5 separate regions of the Mus musculus genome follow, and all the other regions are linked to region 4. The links are chromatin loops, found by intact Hi-C in ENCODE. Cell type or tissue: heart. All regions are shown on one strand. Each heading gives the region's core, and the rest is flanking DNA. Links, peaks and the distances in the headings are about the cores only. Region 1 overlaps Xirp1 (xin actin-binding repeat containing 1). Region 2 overlaps Xirp1 (xin actin-binding repeat containing 1). Region 3 has its middle 6.4 kb from the start of Ccr8. Region 4 overlaps Ttc21a (tetratricopeptide repeat domain 21A). Region 5 overlaps Gm33858 (a long non-coding RNA gene).

What was found. Hi-C counts contacts between places; a loop is a spot of excess contacts. Peaks named below come from ENCODE experiments on the same cell type or tissue, not always from the same donor. Only the 100,000 strongest peaks of a DNase experiment are listed, where the experiment ranks them.
Region 1: it touches region 4 in a loop (4-fold over the local background); 21 of 42 quality-filtered maps call a loop at or near these places.
Region 2: it touches region 4 in a loop (4-fold over the local background); 21 of 42 quality-filtered maps call a loop at or near these places.
Region 3: it touches region 4 in a loop (2.5-fold over the local background); 5 of 42 quality-filtered maps call a loop at or near these places.
Region 5: it touches region 4 in a loop (10-fold over the local background); 14 of 42 quality-filtered maps call a loop at or near these places.

The regions. Positions count from the first base shown.
Region 1 is chr9:120,008,949-120,015,049 of GRCm38, forward strand. It overlaps Xirp1 (xin actin-binding repeat containing 1), which reads right to left. Exons shown (of 3, transcript NM_011724.3): 3 at 4,807-6,101. It overlaps Gm33800 (a long non-coding RNA gene), which reads left to right. Exons shown (of 4, transcript XR_871355.3): 3 at 2,059-2,160; 4 at 2,730-3,202. Among named protein-coding and RNA genes, the nearest start is that of Xirp1, 12 kb to the right of the region's middle. In heart, for the core only: a CTCF peak has its summit at 2,849; DNase peaks (open chromatin) are centred at 2,273, 2,753 and 4,033; H3K4me3 peaks cover 1,331 bases; H3K27ac peaks cover 1,818 bases.
Region 2 is chr9:120,016,906-120,023,006 of GRCm38, forward strand. Xirp1 (xin actin-binding repeat containing 1) reads right to left here. Exons shown (of 3, transcript NM_011724.3): 2 at 1-2,914. The coding sequence starts at 2,910. Among named protein-coding and RNA genes, the nearest start is that of Xirp1, 3.6 kb to the right of the region's middle. In heart, for the core only: a CTCF peak has its summit at 3,526 (motif pointing right); DNase peaks (open chromatin) are centred at 3,666, 4,396 and 4,516; H3K4me3 peaks cover 2,192 bases; H3K27ac peaks cover 2,089 bases.
Region 3 is chr9:120,095,522-120,101,622 of GRCm38, forward strand. No RefSeq gene overlaps it. Among named protein-coding and RNA genes, the nearest start is that of Ccr8, 6.4 kb to the left of the region's middle. In heart, for the core only: a CTCF peak has its summit at 3,372 (motif pointing left); no DNase peak of the experiment used is centred there.
Region 4 is chr9:119,961,145-119,967,245 of GRCm38, forward strand. Ttc21a (tetratricopeptide repeat domain 21A) reads left to right here. Exons shown (of 29, transcript NM_028735.3): 20 at 611-799; 21 at 2,037-2,147; 22 at 3,088-3,169; 23 at 4,553-4,703; 24 at 4,869-5,030; 25 at 5,123-5,315; 26 at 5,411-5,635; 27 at 6,052-6,101. Among named protein-coding and RNA genes, the nearest start is that of Csrnp1, 20 kb to the right of the region's middle. In heart, for the core only: no CTCF peak of the experiment used is centred there; DNase peaks (open chromatin) are centred at 2,337, 3,317 and 5,277; H3K4me3 peaks cover 1,654 bases; H3K27ac peaks cover 2,824 bases.
Region 5 is chr9:120,070,538-120,076,638 of GRCm38, forward strand. Gm33858 (a long non-coding RNA gene) reads left to right here. Exons shown (of 3, transcript XR_003948274.1): 3 at 1-514. Among named protein-coding and RNA genes, the nearest start is that of Cx3cr1, 5.3 kb to the left of the region's middle. In heart, for the core only: no CTCF peak of the experiment used is centred there; a DNase peak (open chromatin) is centred at 2,824.

The DNA of each region.
Region 1 (6,101 bases), core at 541-5,540, 48 kb after region 4:
GGTAGCCTTACTAGGGAGGCAGAGGCAGGCAGAACTTTGTGGGTTCCAGGCTAGCCTGGTCTACATAGTGAGTTCCAGTTCAGTCAGGGATAGAGAACAAACCCTGCCTCAAACAAACAAGCAAGCAAACAAAAAAACCCACAACAAAACAATAACAACAGTAACAAAAAGAAAAAGAAAGAAAGAAGAGAGGAAGAAAGAAAAGCTACACAGCCTTGGTTCTGTGGTTCTGCAGCCCTGCAGCCGGGCAGCTCCTGCCCTCAGTTTATAGGCTGATGGGTTTTAGGGAAAACCTGACAAGACATGGAAACACAGAGGAGGTCCTTCCTGTTTAGATGGGTGGAAAGGGCTGGGCGTGTGGTTAACTTTTCCAGGGGAGACATGAACATAGTAACAATCCCACCCAAGTCTGACTTGCAAGACAAATGAGTTTATTGGACTAACTTCCAGAGCACAGATGAGAGTTACTCACTGCAGCGTGGGTGACACTGCATCATGGGAAAGTCCCGCCTAGTAGTGAATCCTGAGCTCATGGGAGCTTCACCTTGGAGTCCCCCTCTCGGTATATTCTCTTATAATCCAGAGACCCGCAGCCTGGCATAGGGAGAAGGAGGGGTCATGGCTGGAATTCTGGGTGAAGTTCCCTGGACCTTAGGCAGTCTCCTTCTAAGGAAAGTTAACTGCTCCATTAAAGTACATTTATCACTGTATTGTTTTGCTCAATGAGTTGCCATGGCTACCAACCCAAGGTAATTTGTACTCCAAGGTGGTGGTAGTGGAAGATTGCTATGCCCCGAGGAAAGACCGCACCACAATATTCCTGAGGTGGACAGCCTTTCAAGAGGGAAGTTAGGTTGAGATCAAAATGGAGGATTTCAATGAAGATCTGGGAGAGGAAACTTCCAGAAAAAGGATAGATGGAGAGGATCAAGGTCCTGGGGCAGGAACCAACCAGTGTGTTTTATGACTGGAGGAGGAGGGTAAGGAGGAGCTGGGGCCTGGGGGGGTTATAGAAGAATGTGGAGAGGCAAGCCATTCTGGTCTTACAGGCTACAAGAGAGTTTAGATTCCAGACCTAGTAACCTGGGCAGCCAGGGGATTGCATTAGGGAGGAGAGGTGTGTGTGTACCTGTGTGCGTGTGTGCGTGCATGCATGCACTTTGAACCCAGGGCCTTGAACATGCTAAGCAAATACCTTTTTTGTTTGTTTTGCTTTTGTTTTGTTTTGAGACAGGGTTTCTCTGTATAGCCCTGGCTGTCCTGGAACTCACCTTGTAGACCCAGCTGGCCTTGAACTCAGAAATCCGCCTGCCTCTGCCTCCCAAGTGCTGGGATTAAAGGCATGCGCCACCACCGCCTGGCGGCTAAGCAAATACTTTACCACCAAGCCGTATCTCTAGACTTTTATTTTTGAGACAAGATCCCATGTTATCCTGGCTGGCCTGGAACTCACTATGTAGACCAGGCTAGTCTCCAATTCACAAAGATCTGTCTGCCTCCCAAAGAAGGGAAGGATTAAATGAGTGAGCTAGCTTCTCCTTTTAAAACTTTAAAAAAATACATAATTATGTATATTTGGCTTTTTGAGACAAGGACCTACTATGTAGCCAGACTCTTCTCAAACTGGCATAATATTTCGCCTCAGCTTCCCAGAGACTGGGGTCACAGGTGTGAACTACTCTAACATTTAAAACTAATTTAAGAAATGTATTGTTACTGGGGCTGGAGGCATGGTTCAGAGGCTGAGAGCTTGCACTGCTTTTCCAGAAAATGGAGTTCAGTTCTTAGCACAGACGGCAGTCAAAATACACACATTCGCATCACCAATGATAAAAAATTTCAATCTTTTATGATTGTGTGTGCATGCTGTGTGTGGGTAGGTGAGGATGTCGCTTGCTATGTGTGGAGGTCACCGGATAACTTTGTAGATTCTCTGCTCTCCACTTTTACCTGCATTCTGGGTCGGACTCAGGTTGCCAAGCTTGCACCATAGGCGCCTTTATCAGCAGAGCTATCTGGCTAGTAAAGGCCCTTAACATTTTGCTTGCTTTGATATAGAGCATCATACTGGGGAGGCAGAGACAGATGAAAGCGGGAAGCAGAGGACGAATTCCAGACGCTGGCAAGGACAGAGCATCGAGGGACCAGGCGCCCTCCCGGGTGAGCCCCGGAACCGGCATCCGTTTGGAATCTGGGAGGGAGGCTCCGCGCGAGGGCTGGCCGGGACGGCGCGTCCTGGCGCCCGGCGTCTGCTCGCAGAGCCAGCCCTGGCAGCACGCCTGCCGGGCGTTTCCTGGCAACCAGCCACCGCCTGAACGTTCCGAACTCTACAGCCCGCGACGTCACCGTCACCTTGACGACGGCCGTGGGAACACGCCCCGTCGGCACCGGGGGCGGGGTCTGAGCGCTGCGCGCTCTGCGCGTGTGGAGAGGGGCGGGGCCTGGGCAGGTGCGAAGGCAGGTGCGGCTGCAGGTGTGAGCGGGGCGGGGCGGGGCGGGGCGGGGCCTTCTGCACCCGCCGCTCTGCAGCAGCGCTCACCCGCCCCTTCTGCTCCGGTTGCTCTGCAGCAACGCATCCTAGACCACCCAAACTCAGCTTGCCCTTGCGGACTGACCTTGTTTTTCACACACAGTTTTCTGTGTAAAATGACCTAATCTGCTTATATATTTGTCTCTGTCAGTCCTGTGAGGTCAAGAATGAATTCTGCCTTGTTCATCTCTATTTTTAGCACCCTGTACAGATCCTGGCACGAAGCGCTATTGAATGCCAGTAGCGTGAATCCACAGATTGACTCAATCGTTTCGTTCATTTGTGTGCTCGTTTGACTAGATGAACAACACCGGGCACACGCCCCCTGCAGGTGAGGAAGGAGATATTAAAAAATATTCCAGAAGGCTGTGGTCACATGCCCACGGATTCCAAACCTTGAGAGATAGAGGCAAAATCAGGGGCTGAAGATCATCTTCAGCCACAGAGCAATTTTGAGGCCAGTCAGTTTGATACAAGATCCTCAAAACCGAATAAAATAAGAAAACAAAGCTACTGGGCCGGGTGGTACACACTTGTAATCCGCAGTACAGATGGGTGAGGGGCAGGAGATTACAAAATCGGGGCTAGCTTGATCTTCAGGCTAAGTTTCAAGACCGTGTCTCAAACTTTAGAAAACAAAACTCTCTCCTAAATTGCAGTACTAAGAATGAATGCCAGCCAACTTTTTTTTTTTTTTTTTTTTCGTGACAGGGTTTCTCTGTGTAGCCTTGGCTGTCCTGGAACTCACTTTGTAGACCAGGCTGGCCTCGAACTCAGAAATCTGCCTGCCTCTGCCTCTCAAGTGCTGGGATTAAAGGCGTGTGCCACCACGCCCGGCTTTATTAACACTTGTTAATTCACAGTGTTCACAGGGTTGTTCCACCATCACACCCATTGACAGATGAGGACGTTGAAGAGAACACTCCTGTGTGTTAAGTTGCTGGGCCCAGTGGTCAAGTGAGAGCCTGTGGAAGGTGTAGGAGAGAGACAAGGTGGGGGAACATGCAGTTACCTGGTACAGGTGTTTTATCTTTTGTGGTATTGAGAATTGACTTACTAGGAGCTTGCATGTTAGGTGAACAAGGTGCCACTGAGTGTATACTCACTTCCACACTTTTGTTTTAGGCAGTGTCTCCTTATGTAGCCCTGGCTAACCTAAAATTTGCTTTGTAGACCAGGCTGCCCTTGAACTCGCAGAGACCTGTTGCCTCTGCCTCCTTAGTGCTGGAATTAAAGAGGTGCACCAGCATACCTGGCTCTCACACCCTTTCTTTTGAGACAGTCTAATGCAGCCCAGGCTGGCCCTCAAACTTACTAGTTGCTAACAGTGACTGTGAGCCTCCTGACTCCTCCTCCGAAATGCGCACACCACTCACCCTGAGTTCTGTTCTCTTGACATTCAGATGTCAGATGTTTCTTCCTTAAGGAGGTCCGCCCCTGCCACCTCTCTGAGGCTATTCTTTGTCATGGTCACACTGCCATGATTCATGACTCATGCCTTCTGAGTGGAAAGTTAGGCACTCACCCTCTTTCTGATGTCATCTTTCTTGTCTCTCCTCCTCATGTTAAAAGTCAGTCTCCTCAGACAGCACCCCACGGGATCTTGCTGTCATCCCTGTGACCTACAACGGACCTGGCATAGAAGGTTCAGTGGTTTCTGAGAGAGAGGGAGAATGGTTTTCACTAAAATCATTGCATTTTCTAGCCAGGATCTGATCGCTCCCTCCCTAAGAACACCCCCTGCTTGGCACACAGTACCTACCCTCTGTGAACAAGAAATGGCTGGGCCACTCTGGGCATGGGAATTCTAGTGGGAATGCTCCCACCCCTTTTGCCTCGAGGTACGGGGTGGCTGTCCCATTCTGGGCCAGGATTTTAGGAATTTGCCCTGGAATGGCATCTAAGAACATCAGGAGGGAGGCAGAGATGAGGGGGCAGCAGCGTGTAGGTCTGTGGCGAGTTGATGCCTGTGGTACACATCTGCGTGTGTATACATATGTATTAGAGCGGCATATGGCGTGTGTATGCCTGTGGTGTGCATATGTATGTGTGGTATGTGTATCTGAGTGTGTAGATAAAGTATGGTGGATGTGTGTACACAAATAACCCAGAGCAGGGAAGTGGGCGGGGCCTTTCTGTTTTCTGACGTACTGTTGGGGAATGCTGAAGCTTTAGCCTTTGTATTGCCCCAGTCAAGGCAGACACCTGGTGATCATGACTGCATTCCCTGGGAATGCAGACTCTGGGGCAGCACATACACAGTCGGACACACAAAATAGGGAATCTCTTTTGGGTTTATTTTTGGGTCATTTTTTCCCATTCGGGGTGCAGAGTGGGGGTGATGGGGTCAGGAAGGGTCGTGTATTCAGCTTCTCGGAACACTATTGACTGCTAGTGCGCTCTCTGCGCCCTTTGGACCACTGGCGATGAAGAGGCAGGCACCCGGGTTTTTCTGGAGCCTTTAGTCCAATCTCAAACAGAGAGCAGTGTCATGTCCAGTTTGCTCAGCCCCGGGTCCTCACCAGGGATTAAGGCAGCCAGATTCCATAACCAAAGAAAAAGGCTGGCTATGGAGGGACACAGTGCAGGGTGACCCTCCAGCTCTAGGCAATGAGGTGCAGGCTCACATGTGTGAGTGTGAGCTGGGCTAGTGTGGGCTAGTTCTCCACAAGCACCTGTCAGGTCCTGTCCCTCCCATCCGGCTTTCCTGTGGATGGCTGCTTTATGTTTCTTGCCTCTTTTCCAAGAACTAACAAGGCAAACAGCCCTCGTGAGCTCTCTGAAGGCCACGTTTTTTTCTTGGTCCTTGTTCCACATGTGCTGGAGGTAGGCCCATGACTCAGTCCTGGGGGAGCTCTGGGAGAGGTACCCAAGACTGGTGGGAGACAGAGGGGCTCACTGGGCAGCCGGGTGGAAGTTGTTACAGGGAGTCCATGTTATCTCAGCTTCTGCCAGGTCACTGTTGAGCCTGGAGGGGCTGTGGAGTAACTGCCTTAGCATGGGAGAAGTGTGCAGGCAGAGCTGGGGTCTGGGGTCCGTCAGTGGGTCTGCGTGCTGGGTGATGGTGGTGGAGGAAGTGAGGACTGTATTCCCAAATTGGTCCATCTCCTCATACTGCTCGGTCACTGTTCTCATGGCTCCATAGGACTTGGAGGTAGTTGACCCAGTCTGGAATTCCAGAACATTCTTTGGCTGCCCTGTGAGCACAGCGCCCTCGATGCACATCTCCTTTGTCCCAGCCTGATCCTGGATATCTCTCTGGTAGAGCAGGGCTTGACCTATGTCCTGACCTAGGTGTGTATTTTTCCCTGAGATATAATGGCTTCCCTGAGGGCTAGAAGCTTCCGGAAGCTTCTTTGTAGCTGATTGGACTGAGATGAAAGTTGGAGAGGAGGATCCTGTGCAGGGAGGAGAGACTTGTAGGAGGCCAGGCTCGGCTCCTCTCAGTGTCTCCAGCCTCCTGGAGGGCAGGACGTTCACTGCTGCCTGGCCTCTGGCCTCTGCGTGATTTCTCATCTTGTCCTCAGGATGGCTCTCGGCCTTTTCTTGGGTTTTGACGAGGGGTGGATCT
Region 2 (6,101 bases), core at 593-5,592, 56 kb after region 4:
TTGGGGGACCCTCTGGGACTCCTCAGTAGCAGGTCCAGAACTTGGGTCTGTTGGCGGCTCCCACCGCAAACTGTGAAGGCTGTGCAGGTCTCCTTTGTCTATGCAGCTGGCCAGCAGCTGCACACTGCTTCTTTCAGGGGCCCTGCTGGTAAGCTGGGGCTGGAGGGAGTAGGCAGTCAGTGCCACTAGGCCCTGTCCTGTCTCTTGCATCACCAGCCCCGTCTTTGACACAGAGACTCCCAGGCCACAGGCCAGCAGCTGCTGGAGCTCAGGGTCCATGTCTTCAATATTCCCAGGGTCACCAGGCCCTGGCAGCGTGAGTGGGTGGAGCTGGAGCTGCCCAGCTGTGTCCTCCTGAACCAGCAGTCCCTGCTGGTCCACGTCTGTCCGGCGCAGCACTTGACGGACGATCCTGGGAAGCTCACCACACACCAGCTCCTCCTTCCGTATGTAGGGGCGCCCCTGCCCTGGGCTTGGGAGCACATACTTGGCAAGACAGAGCTCCCCTGGCCCTCGGGCCTCCATGAGGATGCCTCCATGGTGCAGGATGCCGGGGGTGGCATGCAAAGTCCGAAGGGTTCTCTCGGCTGCTGTCTCCTGCCTCTCTGGTGTCCCATGGCCTGCAGAGCCTTTTGGCTGTTCTTCCTGGAGGTTGTCCCCTCTGATGCTCTCAGCTGCCAGGGAGCCCATGGGACAGTTTTCAAAGAGCCAGGTGAATTTATGCACAGAGCCTGTGGGGATGGACCCCAGGTTGATTGTGGTCTCCGGGACCTCCTTCTTGCCCGCCTCCAGGGCCTGGAAAACCTCTTTCTGCCGAGATACCTGCCCGGAAGGAATCTCCACCCGGCTGCAGTACCTTACAGGCTTTCTCCCACTGGATTGGTTTGAGGCTGGCAGAGATTCAGTCTCAAAGACATGTCTGTCTGTCTGCCTGTCTCCAGCCGGAACCTGGCTGGTTTGCAGGTGCTGCTCCCCAGAGCCTTCTGCTGGGTTCAGAGATTGGGGCCCAAACATCCAGGTGCAGGACTGTGTCTCAGCCTTGCTCACGGGGTCTGTGACCTCAGATTCTCGCTTCTCTGCCAACTCGCTCATAGGGTAGGTCTCAAACAGCCAACGGATAGTCTGTACATCACCCTTTTTGGGGAGCTCAGGGGGGGGGCCTCCTGGACCCTTCCCCTCTTCCTCCTCTGGTTTCTGTTGCTCTTGTTGGTGGATCATCTCCAATGGCTGCGTCTCAAAGAGCCACCGAGTGGTGCCGACATCCCCAGCCACCACTTCCTGCCGAGTGATACCTCGTACCACATCGATGGTACTGGGGCTTCTACCCAGCGTGTCCAGGGGCTGTGTCTCAAACATCCACTTGTAGCCCTGAACATCACCTCCAACTACCTGCTCTCTGCTGACAGAAGTCAGGGCATGAAGCTGTCCCCTGCTGTCCTGCATAGCATATACCGGGGCGTCAGAACCCTGGGACTGCTCGGCAGAATCAGTGTTTTGTCCTCTGTTTATGTTCCCATAGGCTGAAGGCTCACCCTGCCCAATGCTGTCTAAGGGAAGGGTCTCAAAAAGATTCTTGAAGGTTTTCACATCCCCTTTCAACCCATCATTCTGGGGGACACCCTGAGACAGAGGCAACACCGAAGTACCATTACTGGGTAGACACTCTGTCACAAGCCCCTCACCCTCCTGGTGACCCACCCGTTGCAGGTGACCCACTTGGACCTGGTCTCTGAAAGCATCCAGGGGTTTTGTTTCAAATAGCCAGAGTGTAGAGCGGACATCGCCAGGAATCACCTCCTCCTTGGGTGGCACCTCTGCCTCTGTTTCTCTTTCACCCTTCAGAGTGTCCAGGGAACAGGTTTCAAACAGATGTCGCTGATGCTGAACATCTGGGCCAGGAGGGATGAGATCCGGAGATGGCTGGAAGTCCTTCTCGTCCACCTCGATCTCACGAATGGCATCCAAAGGCTGCGTCTCAAAGATCCAACGAGTTGCACTGACATCCGGCAGGGCTCCCTCCTCAAGGGAGATCCCCCGAATCACCCGCACCTGGCTGGGGTCCTGGTTGAAGGCATCCAGAGGTCGGGTCTCAAAGAGCCAGCGAGCAGACCTCACTGCATTGCTTTGAATCTCCTCCCGACAGGCAGCCTTGACTTCGTGGATGGTGCCCTCGGCATCCTGGATGGCGCATAGAGGTTCCGTCTGAAACAGCTTCACCGTCTTCTTCACATCGCCCTTCAGCTCCTGAATCTCTGAGCGCAGCTCTAAAGGACTCTGCTCCTGGATAGAGGGGCGGGAGCCCAGTCGGTCCAGGGGCCTAGTCTCAAAGAGCTTTCTGGTTCCCTGTACATCTCCAGTGGCTGCAGGTTCCCTCATGGTTGTCTGTGTTGCCTCCTCCTGGCCTCTCAGCGCATCCAGTGGCTTGGTCTCAAACATCTGTCTGGCAGCTTGGACATCACCCCCTGATGGCCGGAGTCCCTCCGGCTCCTGATCTGAGCTGTTGGTAAAGGAGCCTTCCTCAAACTTTCGAGAGGTGGCCTGGACGTTGCCACCTGACACAGGTTCCCTGGCAGCCGGCCTCTCGTGATCGCCAATGGCATCTAGCCGCCAGTTCTCAAAGATCCAGCGCATACACTGAACATCGCCCTCAGTGGGCTCCTCCGAACCGAGGACCTCCGCCAGGTCCTCAGCCACAGCCTCCTCGAGGTTCTTCCGAAGCTCAGGGTGGATGTGTTTGTAGAGACGCCGGAGCTCACTGGCTTGCCGCTGCTGCTGGAACTTGGAGAAGGTTTCTTTGGGGGGTGGTGGCGGCAGACCCTCTGGGGCTGAGGGATGAGGGAGGGACAGGTCCTCTTCTGTCCTCATTTGGATGGTTGGTGTAGGAGCTACCTGCATCTGGGCATCAGCCATCCTTCTGGGAAGAAGGGGAGAACCTGAGTTAAGTGAGGAGCAGTTCCTGGGTTAACTAGCACGAGAAAGGCTCGGGACTGTGTGGCCACTACTAAGGGGCTCCCACATCTCTGGATCTCTAGCCTGGGGCTCACTCTGGGGCTGGAGTATGATAGTCCATCCATTCATCAGTATGAGTCCCTGCTTCCTAGTTTCACCTGGATCAGTGGGATCAAGCAGGGCACAGCTAGCCTGGAGACTCCTTCCAGCCCCTGGAGGGATCCAAATATCCAGTAGGAAAGCTGGATGAATCACCTACGTCTCCCTCTGTCACAATCATTTATTCTGCCAGGCAGTGGTGGCGCATGCTTTTAATCCCAGTACTTGGGAGGCAGAGGCAGGCAGATTTCTGAGTTCGAGGCCAGCCTGGTCTACAGAGTGAGTTCCAGGACAGCCAGGACTGCACAGAGAAACCCTGTCTCCAAAAACCAAAAACCAAAACCAACCAACCAAACAACCAAAATTTATACTCAGCAGACTCCCAAGTAGTGAGGGCGCTGAAGAGTTGCTGTCTTGGCAAAAACCTAAATTAAATGAAGACTCATTTCCTATAGTGGTGAAATTCCCATGTACACCACCAGAGGGCGCGCTTAGCATGTTTACTAGAAACCTTTCTCTAACCTCCACTTCTTGGCTCTCTCCAACCTTTCCCAGGCCCCTGGGTCCTTGCTGGCAAAGTAGAGGCCCAAGAAGGGGGAATTGCTCATGTTTGGGCAGAGCCAATGTTTGAATTCCAGGTCAGGGTTTTCATTTTACATATAGACAGGGTTTCAAATAACCCCGGTTGTTCTCAAACTGAGGGTGACCTTGAACTTCCCCCTGCCTCCACCTTGCAAGTGTGAGATTTCTGGAATGTGCCACCAGTGCACATGCTGGGAATTGGACTCGGGCTTCGTGCATTCTAGGCAAGCATTGTCCCAGCTGAGTCACCTTGCCAGTCCTAAGTTTTCTTTTTCCCACAGCTCTCTGCAATTAAGGATAAGAAGCTTGAGTTTCGGGTCAGATCTTGCAGAATGAGTTATATATAGGCTGTGCTGACTTCCAGTCCCTAGACCTTACTGAAGGCCTGACTCCCAGGAAATTGTAGGATTGGGTGTGCTGGGCTTTGTTATTTGCCATGAGCCCGAACCCCTCCAGTCCTGCATCTCTAGGAGAATTGGAAGGTGATGTATCCAGGGTATGTGTGTGTGATAGAACGTTGTGGGATTAAGGTCATTTCTGCCTAAGCAGCTCTGGACATGAGAGGCCTGCCCTGGCTCACAGAATGCCCTCCCCAGTTGTGTACCAGCAAGCATAGCTTGGAAAGTCTCTAGGGCAGGGAGGACTTCGAGCCAGAATCTATATCCTGCCCCAGCTTCCAGCAAGGCATGCCTCTCCCTAACTCTCCACACACCTCAGAGGCCTCACACTCCTCCAGCCGTCTTCTGCTCTGTTTCATATATGTCCTATCTGTCTTGCGACAGGTGTTATGACAGTCCCCAGAGGCCATTAGAAAAAGAATGTAAAATATGTGCCCCCTCCTGCTACCCCAATCCACTGCTCCGCCCTGCACTTAGCACTAAATATAGCTGAGGTCCAGGCCTCGGCAGACATCATAGCACTCAGAAAGAGGTTCCAACTCAGCCAGGGAGACCTGGTGTGCCCATGCCCTTTCCATACTTTGGGCTTCTGGAAGACACTGACTTCTGCTTCCTGTGAAGTACCAAGGTATTTGCCCTGTAGGCCAACCTGCAGATACCAATTGCCCAAAGGCATCCGAGGATGTGCGGCAAAGCAGGGACGCTGGTGACAAGGGACAGAGCATATTCCTGACCTCTTGTCCTCCTGACCTCCTACCTCAGAAGGAGGAGAAGGGAGAGTTTTTGCCCCACTCCCTCTCTGGCCTCTCCACTGAGGATATGAGGAAGCAAGATCTGATATCCCCTTATGGAGCCCCAAGCAAAACCTCAGGGTGGTCCCTCTTGTCTCTGAGCTCTGTGTAGGAGACCACACACAAACCCATGCCTGTCCCCACTTCTGCTCTATCTAGTCACCATGAGAGTGGCCTGGGAAGATTTCCTATACAGACTGCCAGCTGTCCCCAGCTCAGACTCCCAGGGATCCCCAGAATCCTTGCTAGGGTCACAGAGGCCAAAGAATCTAATGGCCTGTTGTTAGGGGATACAGAAACCCAGCAAGGGGACAGGGGCTGCCCATGGAGGCTCAGCTGAGGTCTCAGAAAAGGCTGCGGCAGGCTTTCAGGCTTCCCGGCTCCACTCTCATCTGGCCTGAGACTTCTGAGGGCAGGTTTGGGGGGGCAGGTTTAGGGTATAGTAATTTCAAAAACTGTCCATGAGCAGGTCCCCTATGCCGAGACAGTCACTCAGCACTGCCAGCAAGTCAGGACCACCCACCTCCACCTCGGACCCTCTTAGGCACCAGCCTGCTCTAGATGCCTACCATTGGGCACATTCAGATCTGATCTCTCCATCCTGAGTCACCCCAGGCTTAGCTGGAGGATGTCCCCATGGGACAAAGTCATTCTACCAAAGCTGCCTCAGGAGGGAAGTTACTCACAGGCTAGCCTGGGCACAACATTGCTTGCTGGGGCCGGTTATGCTAAGACCGTGACCAGCAATAGCTGGGGACTGGGCTTGCCCTGGGCCATGGTTTGGCTCTGGCTGTCCTGGGTCTCTGGCCTTCAGCATTTTTATCTCTTTTTCAGACAGAGTCTCACCCAGTTCAGGTTGGCCTCGGACTTAGCGAGTAGTTGAGGATGACCTTGGACCTCAGACCCTCCTGACACAGATTACAAACATGCAGCATCTTTTCTGGTTTTATTTGGTGGACCCAGGGCTTTGTGCATGCTATGCAAGCACATAACCAGCTGAGCTATGTCCCGGGCTCATAGCTGCATCTGAAAAATCAAAACTTCTGCTTGGCGGTGATGGCGTACACCTTTAATCCCAGCACTCTGGAGGCAGAGGCAGGTGGATCTCTGAGTTCGAGGCCAGCCTGGTCTACGAATCGAGTTCCAGGACAGCCAGGGCTACACTGAGAAATCCTGTCTCAAACAAAACAGAAAACAATCAGAACTCCAGGCCAGAATGATGGGCCAGTGGTACAGGTACGTCCTGTTATTTCTGAGGACCTGTTATTTCCAGTCCTGTTTT
Region 3 (6,101 bases), core at 759-5,758, 130 kb after region 4:
AACTGGACCCAGTTCTCAGCACCCACATGGTGGTTCAAACCATCTGCAACTCCAGTTTCAGGGGATCTGGCGTCCCCGTCTGGTTCTGTGGACTCTAGGAACACATATAGGGAGCATACATAACTGCAGGCAAAACACTTATACACATAGAATAGAGTAAAATAAAATCTATTCTCTGAAATGGTAAAAAAAAAAAGGTATTTGTGTGAAAAAATGGCATTACTTGCTCTTTGAAGGTTTGATACAACTTATTAATAAACCAATCCAGGGTACTTCTGTACAAAGATTTGCATTTAATTACCAAATGGAAGCGTTCAGCCTTTTTATCTGCTTGTGGTTTGTAAGAAATTCTGCTATTCTCCTTAAGTTCACAAGTACATGAGTACGAATTCTTGACAATTAATTTTGTTGAACAATCTTTTTGTAGTATGAGGGTGTCCCTTTCTGGTCCTGATACTGATCATTGTGGCTCCCCCCCCCACCCCCGTCTCCTCCTCCCCTCCCTCCCTCCCCTCTCCTAGATCAGTTTTGTAGGACTTATCTGTTGCTTAAATCTCTGCATCGAGCCAGCCTTTGGCCTCGCTGACTTCCTGTCTCCTCTGCTCGTTGATTTCTGTTTTTATTTTCATTTCACCTATTTGCTTTGAGCCTGGTTTTTATATGGGCTCCTGGAATCGTCTATTGTCTCAGTATTCACTTGGGGTGCATTTTACACATTTTAAGTTTGGTCTTAGCCAGAAGTCTGAGAAGTAGTCGTCTACTCCTGCCTTAGCCACTGTTCTACTGCTGTGAAGAGACGCCGTGGCTAAAGCAACTTATAGAAGAAGACATTTAACTGGGGGCTTGTTCAAAGCTTCAGAGGGTTTATCACCATGGCGGGGAGCAGGGTGGCAGGCAGGGAGGCATGGTGAGAGAAGCAGCTAGGAGCTTTCCATCCTGATCCACAGCCAGGAGAGAGAGAGAGAGAGAGAGAGAGAGAGAGAGAGAGAGAGACAGAGACAGAGACAGAGACACAGAGGAGAGACACAGAGAGACAGAGAGACAGAGAGAGACAGAGAGACAGCGCTTCTTCAACAAGGCAACACACCTTCTAATCCTTTTCAACACTTCACCACCAACTGGGGGCTAAGTATGCAAATATATGAGCCTATGGGGCTCACTTAAACCACCACAACCAGCAGAAATGTTATTATATCAAGAATTCAAATTATTCTGGAAAGTAAAGAAGAATTCATAACATTGAGAAGAAAAAAACCACGACAACTTCATACAGTATTTACTTACACTCTTCTCAGAGAACATACACATAGGGTTTTATTCCTTTAAGATATATCAAGAATTATTTTATGATGCAAGACATGGTTTCCATTCACCCGTGAAGGTAACAGGTTGCTTCTGCAGGTAGCTAGTCACGCAGTTCGAGGCTTCTGTGTTCTCGCTCTTTTTCTGATTTTTTTTTCCTTTCTGCAGCTATCTTGTTGCTTTTGTGAATCGGGGAGTTTAATGAGGGTTGCTTTCAGAGGTCTGTGGGTGAAGAGCGTTTTGCAGGAACAAGAGCAACTACCACTGGTCACATCACTGAAGAAAATGTCTGCCCACTAAGACTTTTGTACTCTTTATTTGTTTAAAACAACTTTTATTTTTATTTTTATTTTTATTTATTTTTTATTTTTGGTTTTTTGAGACAAGGTTTCTCTGTATAGCCCTGGCTGTCCTGGAACTCACTTTGTTGACCAAGCTGGCCTCGAACTCCCAAGTACTGGGACTAAAAGTGTGTGCCGCCACCACCCGGCACAACTGTTATCTTATTTTTTTTTTTTAAATGTGATTTATTATGAGTGTAGAGATCAGATCAGAGGACAACTTGCAAGAGTTGGCCCTGTCTTCCCAGCGCATGGGTCTCAGGGATGGAGTCCAGGCACCTTCCCCTTTGAGCGGCTGCACAGGCTGAATCCTTGGTGATTTCCCCCTGGTTGTTTATCCCATGAGTCGATAGGAGAGGCACTGCAAAACACCCAACTCTGATTATGGCTTATTTATTTTCCATTTTAATTCTGTTTGTTTTTACTGTATGTTTTGAAGCTGTTTTTTTTTTTAAGATTTTTTTATTTATATGAGTACTTTGTAGCTGTCTTCAGACACACCAGAAGAAGGCATCGGATCCCACTACAGATGGTTGTGAGCCACCATGTGGTTGCTGGGAATTGAACTCAGGACCTCTGGAAGAGCAGTTGGTGTTCTTAACCACTGAGCCATCTCTCCAGCCACTGAAGCTGTTATTAGTATGGACAAATAAAGAATTGTTCTGCATGTTTTTAAACCAAATAGCCTCTTTTGTTATTATGAAATTTCCTTTGTGTTCTTTTTGAGAGGTAAGTAGGTGGGTTTGAGACAGGATCTATCTATATAGCCCTAGCTATCCTGGAACTCACTGTGTAGTCCAGGCTAGCCTTGAACTCACAGAGCTCCACATACCTCTGCCTTCAGAGTGCTAGGATTAAAAGCACGAGTCACCATGTCTGGCCGAATAAATATTTCTACAAAGCAAGTTTGAGGTTAGCCTAGGATACAGAAGACCCTGTTCCCCCCCACACAAAAAAAAAGTTTAAGGAAAGATAAAATTATTTATTGTTATGGCAAGAGGTTGCCAAGTTGGAATCTTAGAGTAGGATGTTGCCGAAGCCACAGGCTCATAGCTCATCAGTTGTATCAGCTAGCAAGGCCACCATCTTCCTCACAGTCTCCATGCTTCTCTGACTGAACCTTGCAAGCACCCAGTGGGCAACATGCTGTGTGGGGTGGGACAGGCAACTCTGCAGTGTGTGTGAGACATGGGGAGTGGAGAGGGGCTTCCTCCGACATTTTTCAAGACTGTCAGCTTCCAGGAGTCCTGCTCAGATGGTTCTTATTTAGCAAGAGTCACTCGGGCATCTTGAGTCACACTAAGCTTTCTGATGGGGCAAGGACCTGACTTGGTCCAGCTGCATCCCTTACAGCTGGCCTCAGGTAAGCTCTCTGAACTCCAAGAGGCCGTGGGTAAGAGGGGGTGGAGTGAGCGGAGACAGAGGGACCATCTGTCCTGCCTGCCCACACAGCTGCCTGATATCCTTACAGAACCCGTCAACTCCCTTCATACATTTAAACGAAAAATCTTAGTAACGTGATGAAATAAACAGCGGACAGGTTAGGACTTGTTTGTTTGTTTGTGCGTTTGTTTGTTTTCTTTTGGTTATCACACTTGGGGTAACTGATATAACTGTTTGCTGCTTCCAATTCCTTACCCATTAAAGGGGACTGGGAATGAAGCTAGAACCGGGTGAGGAATTGGTTAGAACCAGGAAGTTGTGCTCTATCGCCACCTGCTGTTCACTGTCTAGCGGTACCACCAGCTGCCCACAGTTGCAAAGAACTGGAATTCCCTGATGCTTTGGGTTCATCTGGCAAACCCGCATTTGGACTATGTGATTGAATGCACATTAACAAGCAAGCAGGTAAACACTTGCAACAGTGGGGTACAGTTGGGATCCCCTGCCTGTCTTGCTCATTGCCACATCCCGGGTCCCAGCTGTTGTGTACTTGCTGGGTGGATTGAGAAGCTAGCCCCTGAAGATCATGAGAACCAGGGAGAACTGTGGGTGGAGAGGCTGCGCGGCAGTTAAGATGCTTACCACTCTTGCTGGAAGACCCGGGTTCAATTCCCAGCACTTACCTGTCAGCTCACAGTCACTTGTAACTCCAGATCCGGGGTATTTGCGGGTCTCCCTTCTTCCCAGGGTCATTGGCCACCAGCCCATGAGGATGAAGAGAGAGCAGAGCCAACGAACAGGGTTTCAGATGGCTCGTGAGTATGAACGGAAATGACGACACTCCAGGATCAGCTTTGGGGAAACAGAACAACTTTATTTGGGGTGAATCGAGGGCTGTACGGCTTTGGGGAAGGGGATAGGAATATCCAATGTTAGCACGAGCCATGTTGGAAATGTTATGGCCAGCAAATCAGTTTCCTGGAGATTGCCCACCATTTTGCATGGCTGCCATGGGTGTGCTTTGAGAGGTATGGATCCCAGAGACTTCGTCTCAGGATTGCATCTCACTGCTGATCTGCCTTTCCTGTCACCATTACACAGTCTAATGATTCCAGGGCATCAGCCCACTCTATTGAGCAAACTTTCTGCAGATCAACATGAAGATGAACTTTTCTGAATTAGTGCTGTTTAGATGATTTAATGACTTTATAGAATTCCTGATTTAATTCAAACAATTTTAAGAAGAAAGTTTAAGGAAATGGTTTTAGTCGTTTTGCCAGAAAGATGGAATGAAGTTAGAATCAAGAGTAGAATGCGCCTGCTCCTCACTAGAATTGTAAGTAAAGGCTGCATAAGAAGGAATCCAATGAGCTTTCACAATTACACTAAGAAGAGAAACTGGCTTGGGACAGATGTGTGATAAAGGAAAAACATTCATTCTAGGTCAGGCCCAAGGGTGAGGCTACAGGTGTGCACTATGATAAAGCAAGGCCATGTGAAACTGTTACTTTGAACTTGTAATGAGCTTAGAGAGTGAAACACTGCTTTGAACTTAACTATCAACATCCTTCTGTAACTCCCCTTTTGTGTAACATTTTATCTATGAGGTAATTTTATAAAGAACTTCTGTCTAAGAAGGTATAAATGTGGAGAGAAAAAAATAAAGTGTGGCTCTGCTCCATCCACCCAATGTATATGTATGTGTGTGTATGTGTATATATATATATATATATATATATATATATATATATATATATATTTGTATATATGTCTGTCTCTATGTACAATCTGTATGTGTCTGTCTATATGTATGTGCATACGTATGAATATAGGTATAAGTGTATGTATGCATGTTCACTTGTGAAATTGATGAAACAGTTGGTCATGCCCAGTCTCGTGTGTGTGTGTGTGTGTGTGTGTGTGTGTGCTTGACTTTATCCTTTTTCTTTGTCTCTGGCTTATATAGCTTTGAGGAGTAAAGGTCACAAGTAACTAAGTTTCTTTTCTTAATCCCCTGCTTCTATCAGTAGGAGTTGATTGCCAGACACCATGAGCTTCTGGCCCCCCCGAACAGTAAGAGAGAATTAAAGGCCAGGGGTCATCAGCCTTTGGTCTTCATCCTATGCTGTGTCCCACCCCAGTACCTGTCCCTGTCGGGGCTGGCTCCCCAGCACAGGGTGGGCAGAGGTCATTAGTTGAAGGCTAAGGCACTGAGATGCCTTATGAACATGGGAGGCACTCTAGGAATTTCAGGTGCTTGCTGACCAGGTTCTTATCTTTATTTGTTTTGTTTTGTTTTGGTTTTTTCCCTGATTGGTTTCTTAGAGGGAGAAAGGACGCTAAACCTATAATCGAACCAAGGCAACATTTCTCAGTTGTGATTCCATATGACACTAGCTTGTGTCAAGTTGACATAAAACTTGCCAGGTCAACAGCACAAGCTGCAGAGGGGCCTCTCTGATTTCCAGGTAGGAAGCAAGGAAGAAGGTTGGAGGCAGGATGCATGGCCGTCCATATCCCTTTGATGGAAACTCATTTCCTGAGATGAAAGATCCTGGCACCTGGAAGTCCTTTAGCTAGGGGCTCAGAGTGTCTCAGTGGGATCCCATGTTCCCTGTGAGGGGAAGGGGCTGCTGCAGGAGCTGTAGCCTCAGCAGCAGCTAGAGTCTAGCACCAAGCCCTTATAGCCACAGGACCTCCATGACTCTGGCTCACCGAGGTGCCCAGTATTAATGGTGTAGCAGAAGCCAGAGGCCTTGAACCAGACCAAGCACAGTTGAGAAAGCAGAACATAAAAGCCTTCTGTGACAACCCCTAGACTCCACCCCAACCCCACTTCCCCAAAATGGCAGCCCTATCAAGAACTAAAACAAAGTGACAAGGATGCTGAAATGTAGCTTGCTCTCCACAGCTGAGGGCTTCTGGGGGGTGGTGGCGGTGGCAGATGGAGACTCACCTTCCCTTGGGGGCTGGCCACTAGGGGTTTGACCATGCTCTGGTGAGTATATAGACAACCCCAAAAGGACTTGGTTTTTGTTTGCTTGTTTCTTCCTTTTTACTTTCATCTGTTTTGGG
Region 4 (6,101 bases), core at 798-5,797:
TCAAAGCACAGCTCACGGACATGGGTTAAGTTGCCAGCATGCACACGGCCCTTGATTCTGTCTCCAGTACCACATCAAACAGGCATGTGGCACAGGGTCAGAGGTTCAAAGTCCTCCTTGATTATATAAGGGGTTCCAGGCCAGCCTGTCTCAAAACAACAAAAACGGAGCCTGAGCTGGGTGTGGTGATGCAGAGAGGCAGCAGAAGCAGGCAGATCTCTGTGAATTTGAGGCCAGCCCTGTCTACATAACAAGTTCCACATCAGCCAGGGCTGCAGAAAGAGACCCTGTCTCAAGAGTAAAACATCACCAGTTACTAAAAAAATAAAAATAATAAAATAAAATAAAACCAATAACAACAACAAAAAAAAACCCAGCTTGCTTTGTGCACCTCTCGTGTGTTGCTCTAACCTGCAAGACAGCAAGGCAAGTTAGACACAGCCTCAAGGTGCTTCTGCTCCGCCCCCAGGGGCAGAGCCAGTCTATCTCATGCATGATGAGGGCATGGCCCTGAGCTCCTCAAGGCACCCTTTCTGACCCTGCCAGCCCTGGAACACTGGAAATGCCTGTGCTCTGGCATTCCTGAACCCAGCCTCTTCTGTTCCCCAAGGCCTTGGACCTCCAGTCCCGGATACTGAAGCGGGTTCCTTTGGAGCAATCAGAAATGATCCCCTTCCAGAATCAGCTGGCAGCCTCCATCTGCATCCAGATTGGGGAACATCACCTGGCGGAGAAAGATTACGACAGCGCCCTGAAATCCTATAAGGACGCCCTCGCCTACTCGCCCACAGACAGTAAGGTGTGTGGCCCTCAGAGTGACACCCTGAGGGCTGGCGAATGTGGCTCGATTTGATAAAGACCTTGCCTAACATTCACAAAGCCCTGGGTTCAGACCCCAGTAGCTTACAAACCAAGTAAGATGGTACACATCTGTCACCTCAGCCTTTGGAAGTTGGAGGCAGGGTCAGGAGTTTGGGGGTGTCCTTGCTGAGTGAGGTTTTTCTTCTCTGAGAAGCTGCAGGTGTAAAGGGGGAGGGAGGCCTCCAGGGTTGGAAGCAGCTCCCATTGACTCTGGGTCCTCAGCTACCACAGTTCTTAGAGGAAGGCTAGGAGGACCATCCTTGGGCCACCTATAGAGGCAAGAATGGGGAAGATGCCTCTGAAAGCCAGGATCTCCTGGCCTTCGCAGGTTCCCGCCACTTGGGGTGAGGGGGGATGGTAAGAGCTGTGACTGCCAGGCTGCATGGGAATGGAGCCCAAGCTGAGTTTCCAAGCCAGCTGAGAGTTGTGGGAGGGGTGTGGCTCCAGATGAGGAACCAGTTCACGCTAAGTTCACACCGAAGAAAGAGCCCAGCAGTGGAAGAGTGATTGCTTAGTGTGCACAAAGTCCTGGGTTCAGTCCCCAACACCACATCAAACCTTCCTTCTCTGCACTTGGGAGGTGGAGGCAGGGGGTCATCCTTGACTACACAATGAGTTGGAGGCCAGCCTGAGATAAATGAAATCTCAAAAATATACCTACGTGTATTGTGTGAAGAAAAAAAAAAAGCTGGCAACTGTTCACCCTTTGACAGACCGCTCATAGCAGGGACTGTTCTAGGCCTTGGTATCATCAGTAGGGCTAGGGCTAGGGCAGGTCATGAGTCTTGCCTACAGATTGCCCTCAGGCAAGAGGAAAGTGAGACAGACGCGTGTGGGAGACTCTAACGCAAGCCTGCCATCTATCCTGGTGTCCGGGGCACAGAGGAATGCCTAGAGGAAGGCGCAGAGGCCCGAAGGATAAGATTAGTGGGTTGGCCAGGCCTCATCTCATTCCGCTACTAAAACCGACCGAATGGCAGGGAAATTTGGTGGGACGGGAGGGCAAGAGCCATCATCTGCCCGAGGCAAGGGGCCTGCCTGCTTTAGAAACCAGCTGATAGGCCAGGCGGGCTGGCCGGGAGGGAAGTCAGAGTCAAAAGTGGTTGCAGGATTTTCCCGAGCGAGCCTGCGGCGCTGGCTTGCTTGCTTGCTCTGTCTGGTCTTGTCTGTCGTAGGTGGTGCTGGAGCTGGCCCATCTCTACCTGCTTCTGGGTCAGCTGGACCTGTGTGAACAGCGCTGTGCCCCCCTCTTAGAGATGGAGCAGACCCACGAGAGAGCCGCTGTGGTAGGAGATGCCAGGCGGCACACCTCCCCGGGGCCCTGGGACCAGATTTAGGCTGCTTTCTAATTGCCGACCCTCAAATGCCTCACTGGCTTTGGGACCCGGCCCCCAGCCTCTTGCTCTGCCCTTCATAGGGAGGGACGGGCAGGCCAGCAGAGGGCAGCAGCAACCTCTGCGCGAGGCTGTGGGGGCGGGACATGGTTGAATGGACTTCAGGGGAAACCACACCCACTAAGAGGTGAAGGTGAAGGTCGGGTGACTGGAAGCCTGTGAAATAGCCCTCCCTGGTCAGGCCTTCTAACTTATCTGTTACTCACACCTTCTCCAGGGCCACCCTAGGCTCACACCTTGCAGAGTCATAAAATGTCCTGCATCTCTACCTTGCCAGTGGAGGTAGATAACTCCAGCCTGTGAAGTTGACACACAAAACAAGCCAGTACAATTGACCCCTTGTCAACTTGACACACAAACAAATCACTATTAAGCCTCAACCTTTACTTTCTTATTCATCACCAAGATCTAGATAATTTTAAAAGTCCCACAGTCTTGTATGTTAAAGTTCAATCCCTTTAAAATGTCCAATATCTTTTAAAATTCAAAGTCTCTTAACTATGGTCTCCACTAAAATACTTCAAGAGGAAAAAACATCAGGGCACAGTTAAAATCAAAAGCAAAAGTCAATCTCCAACCATCCAATGTCTGGGATCCAACTCACGATCTTCTGGGCTCCTCCAAGGGCTTGGGTCACTTCTCCAACCATGCCCTTTGTAGCACGTAGGTTGTCTTCTAGGCTCCAGCTGCCTGTCGGGTTGGGTGTCCAGGATCCCACAGGCTTTCTGGACCAGGGAGGCTACCTACTGGGAGAGTCTTTTCTGCCTTTCCTCTCTGCCAGCCCCCATGCATGCCGCTCTCAGGAATACACAGCTTGTGTGTCTTCTGATAGATGCTGGCCGACCTGATGTTTAGAAGACAAAACTATGAAACTGCCATCAATCTCTACCACCAAGTGCTGGAGAAAGCTCCAGGTAACTAGGACCAGCAGACTGCTTCCCCACCCAACCAGCACCGCTATCCCAGAGAAGGGTGGGCCTTCTCCTCTCCTTCCTGGCTGGTCAGAGGAAGCCCCTTTCTTTCCAATTGTTCCCAGAGAGGCAGGAAACTGATAAAAACCCAGAACGTGGCAGCCCTTCCTGAGTCCAAGGGGCCAGTTCCTGGACCCAGGCACTTGGCACTGGAGTCAGGACAGCCTGTCTGTCCCCATATCTCTGCAGCCACTGGGACTGAACAGTCTCCCCCCTATGGCCACACCCACTTGAAAAACAGTTAGATGTTCTCCCTTGATTGTTGCTGTGCCCCTACTTGCTACTGAATGAAACAACTGCTTCAAGGGTCAAACCTGAAGCCCAAGCTACAGAGCCAGACAGTTCACCGTTGTCACCACGGGCACAGCAATCATGGTTAGGGCACCTGGGTCTGAATCCTGATATCATTTGTCTGTGTGACCTTTGAAAAACTACTTCACTCCTCCATTCTCTTTGTCCTCATCTGTCAAATGGGCACAGAAAGAATATTTACCTATAGCTAAGTCACAGGCAGAACACAGAGCCAGGTACAGTGTAAGTACCTAAGATAAGTAAGTGTAACTCTGTGTGTGTGTGTGTGTGTGTGTGTGTGTGTGTGTGTGTGTGAGACAGAGAGAGGGGGAGAGAGAGAGAGAGAGAGCCTAGAGGTCAGGGGGTGACACTGGGTGATCCTGCTCTACCTCCTTCATCCTTGTTCTCTTGGAACAAGATCTCTAGCCAAGGGGCTGGAGAGAGATGGCTCAGCGGTTAAGAGCACTGACTGCTCTTCCAGAGGCCCTGAGTTCAATTCCCAGCAAACACATGGTGGCTCACAACCATCAGTAATGGGAAACTGATGCCCTCTTCTGGTGTGTCTGAAGACAGTGACAATGTACTCCCATACATGAAATAAATAAATCTTCAAAAAAAAAGAAAAAAAGATCTCTAGTGGAACTTGGAACTTGAACTTGGCCCAGAGCCAGCAAGCCTGAGAAACTACTCCATCTGTGCCCTCCAAAGCCTGAGGTTCAGGAGACACGTGGCCACACTCATAGTCCACCCCTTGCTTTTTAGATGGGCACTGGGAATTTGAACTCAAGTCCACATGTTTGTCTGGCAAGTACTTTGCTGACGGAAGCATCTCCCCAGACCCTGCTGTAGCTATTTCAAGCACTATATAATTTACTCACGCTTGCATACAGACTCATCTGTGCTCAGCCTAAACAAGTAGTGTCTCCTAGGGCCTCCTCAAAATCCAGCACTCCTTCCCCGCTCAGGCCGCATCACACCAGCCCGATGCAGTTATCGGCCACCACACCCAGCATGATTTCTGTTCTCCTATTTTAGACAATTTTTTGGTATTGAATAAACTGGTCGATCTGCTACGACGGAGCGGCAAGCTTGAAGAGGCCCCTGCTTTCTTTGAACTGGCCAAGAAGGTGTCTAGCCGGGTGCCTTTGGAGCCAGGGTTTAACTACTGCCAAGGCATTTACTTCTGGTGAGTTAGGCTCGAGGAGACAGAGGGGCATCGGTGGGACCCCTTAGCAAGTAGCTGGTGTCTTTTGTTCAGTAGAAGGGAGACAGAGCAGCCTCCAGGACCAGAAGCCCTCAGACCTGGTGTCTATGCCCTCACGGCTCTTGGCATTTCTTTCTCTCACTGCAGGCACATTGGACAGCCCAATGAAGCCTTGAGGTTTCTGAACAAAGCCCGAAAGGACAGCACTTGGGGCCAGCTTGCCACCTGTTACATGGTACAGATCTGTCTGAACCCTGACAATGAGATTGTCGGTGGAGAGGCTTTTGAGAGCCTGGTGGGTGACAGCAAGTAAGAGGGCGAGGGGCGGGGCTTCAGCTTCTAGGCGGCGGCCAGGTGAGTGCCCCACCAGCAGGCTATCAGCATGAGTCCTGTGCCCACAGCTCTGCCAGTAGAAAGGAGTCTCAGCAGCACGGGGTGCGCACTGCAGAGAAGCTACTTCGGGAATTTTACCCACACTCGGAATCCGGGCAGACCCAGCTGCGGCTGCTGCAGAATCTCTGCCTGCTGGCCACCAGGGAGAAGGCGAATGTAGAGGTGGCTCTGGGAGCCTTTATCGAGATGGCCCAGGCTGAGGTGCGAGGGCTAGGGATGGGTTCCAGTGGGCAGGGGTCAAGATGGGGGGTGACTGCCAAAGTGCCCCAATGTTTGCTTCTCGTGGATGTGGGCAGAAGGACAGCATCCCTGCACTGCTGGCCATGGCGCAGGCCTACATACTCCTGAAGCAAGTCCCCAAGGCCCGAACGCAGCTGAAGCGCCTGGCCAAAGTCCCATGGACGGTCGACGAGGCCGAAGACCTGGAAAAGAGCTGGCTTCTGTTGGCAGATATCTATTGCCAAGGCGGCAAGTTCGACCTGGCCTTGGAGCTACTGCGCCGATGCCTGCAGTATAACAAGGCAAAGCTAACTAGCCTGGGAGAATAAGGGAGGGGTGAGCAGGGTGGGGAGAGGTCGAACCAGAGGGCCCGGAACCAGGATCCACGGGCCAAGGGAGGGCCGAGCTTATGAGGGTCAGGCATAGCCAGGAAGAGAAGAGAACAGAATACCGGAGAGAGATAATAGAGGTTATGAGCCATATGCAAGGATTAGCTTCTGGGAGATGGAACTGTTGGCAGAGGGGCTTTATTTGAAGGGGTTATGCCAGCTTTTGAGTAAAGAGTGGGTGCACAGTTAACCCTTCAAAAAGCTGGAAGTGATTTTGGGGGTCCCTCATACACTTTGGGTTATTCCTGCTCAACACCATCCTGGTCCCCACCCTGAGGACCACGGTGGCTGCTACTTTGGGCAGAGGTGCTAGCTGGCTTTCCCCGCAGTCTTGCTGCCGGGCCTATGAGTACATGGGCTTCATCATGGAGAAAGAGCA
Region 5 (6,101 bases), core at 310-5,309, 110 kb after region 4:
CTAACCACTGAGCCATCTTTCCAGCCTCCTATTAAACTATTTCTTTCGAGACCTATTTTTGTTATTTTATGGATATAAGTGTTTGTCTGTATGGCCACTGCCACATGCATGCTTGGACCCAAAGAGGCCAGAAGAGGGCATCCCAGGTCCCCTGAGACTAGGGTTGTGAGTCACATAGTGGGGCGGGAATCAAATCCAGGCCCTCTTCCAGAGCAGCCAGTGCTTTTAACTACCGAGCTCCCAATTAAAGTATTTCTAAGCAGTAGCATTTGGAGGTGGCTGAACTACGGTGCATTACAAATGGAAGCAAAAGTGCTGTCAACTTTGGAAAAAAGTATCCAGTTTACTGTGTTGAGTTGGCATTGAACAGAAATGGACAGCCATATTGGTCTAGAAATGTTGGACTTAATTTTTTCCCCATTTGTACAGGGGCAATGCACTGTGTTAAATATGTAAGGTCTTATCTACGTGGGTTTGATTACAAAAACTAATAAAGTATTCTCTAAATAATGAAGAACCCCCCCCCAAAAAAAAACCCAAAATAAACAAAACAAATGGAAGCAAAAGTTCTTTTTTATTCCAAAATAAACCATCAGATGTTGCCTAAGGTTTCCCTTGCTTCTGAGACAGGCTCTTGCTCTGTGGCCAGCCTATTCTAGATCTAAGTTCTCACCTCAGCCCTCCAAGCTAGAACTTCTGAGCTCTTCTGTTACCCCAGGACAAGCTCCCAGGACAACACGCTGTGATACTCAGCTAAACCCAAGGCAACTTATAAAAGAAGGAAATGTTGAGCTTATGGCTTCAGAGAGTTAGGGCCCATGGTGGTGGAGTAAAGGCACGGCAGAAGGAACAGCTGAGAATCCTCATCTTGATCCAAAAGAAGGAAGCAGAGAGACACACTGGGAATGGTTTTTTAAATCCCCAGTGACACACCCCCTCCAACAAGGCCACACCCACCAATTCTTTCCAAACAGTTAACCAACACATGAGCTGTGGGATAGCCATTTCCATTCCTACCACCACAGCCCTTAACTATTTAATAATTATTGATCACCACCACTAATCACTGCCCCCTTGGAGGGTGATATGACTCATCCCTGGGATCCCAGCACTTGGGAGGCCGAGGCCAGAGGACGGCTGTGACTTGGAGGCCAGAGGATTGCTGCGACTTGGAGGCCAGAGGATTGCTGCGACTAGGAGGCCAGCCTGAGCTACAGAGGGAGGTCTTATCTCGAAACAGCAGCAACAACCCCGACATAGTTGAGGCCAGGTTGGTGTAAGTTGTAGCAGTGGCAAAAACACCTTCTACCCAGGCAGGATAAGTAAGAGATTAAAAAGCTGGGGGCTCACAGAAGAAGGAGCAATGTCTGCCTAGGGATCCAGGCTTCACTTTTGCAGGGACGGCTCCAGGAGAGGGACCAGGTGGCAGAGAACATGCTTCACTGTCAGGGAGCCAAGTAGAGCTGCCCCCTTCCCTGGGCTTTGCTGACATCCAGGGTCCTTTAGAACTCTCCGCATTCTCTGCAGCCCATCCCCATTACCACCCAACCCTGTCAGACAGGCTTCTCTCTCTGCTTTTCTGAAAGCTCTGTTTACTAGGAAAAAAAAATCATCTTAAATTCTAATGGGGGAGCACCCAGCTGTGTGCCCTCTCCCCACTACCCAGAGGCTAAGGTGGATCCTGCAACTCGAATGTACCGAGACTCAGTTTTACGTAGATAAATAAGGGGAAATGGTCCAGGTTGGGCATCTGTTATGTTCTCAGTTGTGCCCTATGTTAGGAAGCAGTAGTGAAGTCAGAATTTACCAGAACAGGGAAACGGCACCAGACCAAGGACAGAGCTGCTGGTGTTCCAAAGGCTGCCCCCCCTGCCCCCCTCACAGTCCACCCTCTCTCCCAAGCTACACTTAGCCTTCACTCACATGTGAGGGTCTCCTCTGAAAATGATGACTTGGGGTGTGGCTTGGTAAGTACAGTGCTTGCTCTGGGTTGATCTCCTGCACCTGCAAGCCAGTGAGGCGAGGCACAACTACCATCCCAGCACTCAGAGGTGGAGGACGAGGACTCCAAGCTCATCCAAGTTTGAGACCAACCTGGGGGCGGGGGGGGGGGACGGGGACACAGAGGACACAGTGAGCCATGGCTGCCTGCAACCCACAGATTGAATCCTCAGAACGAATCCACTGACACTTGGAGCTTGGTCTTCCAGGCTCCAAAATCATCAGAAACAAAACAAAGGCCCCAGATTGTCACAGTTATCACAGTAGCCCTGGAGATTGAGATATAAAGTCAGATGTTAATTTATCAGGTTATCCAGGAGCTCAGTATGGAGCTGAGGATGGCCTTGACTCCTGATCCTCCCGTTTCCACCTCCCAAGTGCTGAGGTTACGTGTATGGCGGTTTGCCCACTCAGAAGAACGGTTTGGAGTTTTTGTTGTATCTTTGTATCTTACTCAGGTTCCCATCCCATCCCCCACCCTCCCTGCCTCTCCTCCTTTCTCCCTGGTTGGCACCTGTGTTTGAATTTTCAGTCTTTCCTTTCAGGTGAGGAGACTGAAGCTGAAGGAAGTTAAAGGGACAACTTGAGGCTACCTGCCACTCACATCAGAGATTTACATGTGCAACATCTGGCCTTGGAAACAAGGTGGCTTCTGTAAGGTTCTAGAGCCCAGAGCAGGTGCCCTCAGGGCCCACAGGCAGAGTAAGTGGCCACCACTGCTTCTCCAAGGGGGCAGCTGCAGCTGGGGACAGGAAAAGGCTGGCCTGGTCAGTCACCCGCTTCCAACAATTTCCTATCTTGGCAACCTTGGAGCTCCCTCTTGAGGCAATGAGGTGAACTGCTGCCTGAGGCCTGGGCTGAGACAGGCTGGGCAGCAGGTCAAAGAGCCAGAGCTGAGAACCAGACAATCTAAGTCTGCCCTGTGCACCTGCGGGCCGGGGTGTCATCTGGGCTCCACCCATCAGCTTATGAGCTGCACATTCTCAGGTGTGCCACACATTAGGGAGCAGAAGTGAACTCAGGGCCCAGAGGACCTGGGACCAGTCAGATTCCCAATGTACATCTCTAGATTTGCTATTGACAAAGTGAGGATTTCCCATGGCTTCCTAAAGAACAACCATTTATGCATTTGAGAACGTACTTTAGTAAGAGATGATGCATCTAACCCTCAAGAGACTGGAGGCCCCAGGGAGATTAGGTCAGGTGGGCTTGGGGGTTGGGAACATCCACTTGGAAGCGGGGTGGGGTGGGGTGGAGGTGTGGGATGTAGAGCAGTCGGAGGGTGCATGGGGGTGGGGTGGGGGATAGAATATGGAGTGTAAAAAATAAATTTAAAAACAAGAAACGAATGTACTTAGGATGGGAGGTGGTGGCACCCGCCTGTGATCCCAGCACTTAGGAGGCAGAGACGGGTGGACCTCTGAGCTCCAGGCTAGCCTGTGTACATAGTGAGTTCCAGGACAGTCAAAGCTACACAGAATCACAGAGAAACTGTGTCTCAAAAGAATGAAACAAAAAGCTGGGTGTGGTGGCACACACCTTTAATCCTAGCACTTGGGAGGCAGAGGCAGGCGGATTTCTGAGTTCGAGGCCAGCCTGGTCTACAGAGTGAGTTCCAGGACAGCCAGGGATATACAGAGAAGCCCTGTCTTGAAAAACCAAAAAAAAAAAAAACCAAAAAACCAAAAAACCAAAAAAACCAAAAAAACCCCAAAACAAAACCAAAAGAACAATAACAGAGAGAGAGAGAGAGAGAGAGAGAGAGAGAACAGGTGGGAAGGAAGGAAGAAAGGAAGGAAGGAAGGAAGGAAGGAAGGAAGGAAGGAAGGAAGGAAGGAAAATGAAAGTATTTTAGGGGCTATCTCCCAGGCCTAAGGATCCTGTGCTGCCACCAGAACTGGGTCACATGACATTGAGAGCACACTTCAGTCTCTCAGCGCTGGAGAGGTTTTGAAGAAAAACAAGGTCAATTTCCAATAATTATTTCCAAAAATAATTCTCAATTTCCACTCCCAGTCAGCAGTTCTTATTCTGTATGAAGAAAAGGTACATGTGACATACAGTCATGTGTTCCTTAACAGAGGAGACTCACCTAAGAAAGATGTCACTAGATACTTCTGTCGTTATCAGATATCACAGGGTGCCCTTACACAAACTGAGAAGCACCCACGTCATTAGGAGATATGATCTCTTGGAACTACCATTGAAGTCGTGGTGCGCTGTTGACGGAAACATTTTCACTATGAGACTATATATATATGCCCACATGGGAACTCAGAATAAAGTCACCTATTAAAACCAACACGGCCATTTTCTCAGAACCAATTGCTCCAGCCAGTAAAGGAAAGCCGGCCATTAGAAATAAGGATCAGCAGTATCTGGAGGTGTCCTGCTGCCTCTGTGAGAGAGGGAGGCTTTGGAAGGCCATTCTCTACTTAACAGTCTCCTGAATCAGTATTTTTCTGTAGCTGGTCATCCACAGTTTGTGGTCTCCACAGCCTACCTTGGGAGTGGGAACTCTGGGTTAAACTTAGATGGAAGGACCTCTTGGGATGGCGAGTTTCCTCACTGCCCTGCTGCCTCAGTAAATTACAAAACAGGCCCCACAGACAACAGACATTCCTAAGGACACTACCAAGTCTGTCTGATAAACACTATGGCCGTGTGCTCTTCTCTCCACCAAAGCCCTCTGTCGTTTCTTCTTCTGCAGCTGATGACAAATCCTTGCCTCTGTAGGCACAGCAAACTCTGGTCTGTGTGTGTGTGTTGTGTGTGTGTGTGCTGTGTGTGTATATGAATGTGTGTATATGTGTGTGAGTTGTGTGTGTATGTGTGTGTGAGTTGTGTGTGTATGTGTGTGTGAGTTGTATGTGTATGTGCGTGTGTAAGTTGTGTGTATATGGTGGTGTGTGAGTGTGTGTATGTACATATCTGTGCATGAATGCTTGTGTGTCTATTGATGTGTGTTCTCATGTATATGTGTACTAGGAATCAGCTTTAGCTAGAAGAGGGGCTCCTGAGGAAGGAGTGCTTAGGGGCAGCAAAAGAAACAACTTGAAGTCAATCGCAGGGTTCAAGCTGACAGCCTTGTGTTCTGCTGGAGATGGCTCCCCAGACAGCTCTGTAGATAGCGCTTGGCTCTGCAGTCTGCTCAAGACAGCTCTCTGCTAGAGACAGCTCTCTCCTGCTAGGAAAAAAAAATCCTAAAAGCTCTCTGGATAGCTCGTGGGTTTTCCCACCAAAGTCAGAAAAGTTGCTAGAATAAATTCTTGGATTTTCCGACAAAAGCCAGAAATCTTGTTAGAAAAAAAAAAACTCTTAAAGAGTTGTGTTTGTTCTCCAAACAGTTCTCTCAGTAGCTTTCTCCTTGTAGACCATGGCCCAGTCTTTTATCTACATATCAATCCAGTAATTTACTCCTGGTTCCATCTTGACCATCCCATGAATCAGCATTCCATGTCCTTAGACCCTTGACTCTTAGGAAAAAATAGCCAGCATAAATATATATTTTTTTAATGTTGCAAATGAATTCAGAGGCCTGCCTGCCTTTGCAAGCACAGACAATAAACTTAGCTGGGTGAGGTCCTGCCCTGGGATCACCACTGTCTAAATTTCCTTATCTCTTTCTGGATCTTTCTGACAAGCTGACTATATCGATGCTGCCTCTGTTTTGTTAGGTCTGTGAAGTCAAGTCCCTCATGTAATTCATATTGCATCCTTATATTTTGTATAGTTGAGAAATCATGTTTATAAATATTTTGAACTCAACTAGAGTTCTTTCCTACAGCTTTATGGGCTGTCCTGAAGGTCACACAGCATTCATCTTTTTTTTTTTTTTTTGGTTTTTTGAGACAGGATTTCTCTGTGTAGCCCTGGCTGTCCTGGAACTCACTCTGTAGACCAGGCTGGCCTCGAACTCAGAAATCCGCCTGCCTCTGCCTCCCAAGTGCTCCACCATGCCCGGCTCATCATTTTGCTAAGGACATTAGACACACCCTCACTGGATTCAAGCTGTCTCTGATTATCATGGAGTTATTAACCTTGGTAGAGAAGACACTCCCCCAAAAGAGTAAAATATACAACCAAGCCTTACAACCATA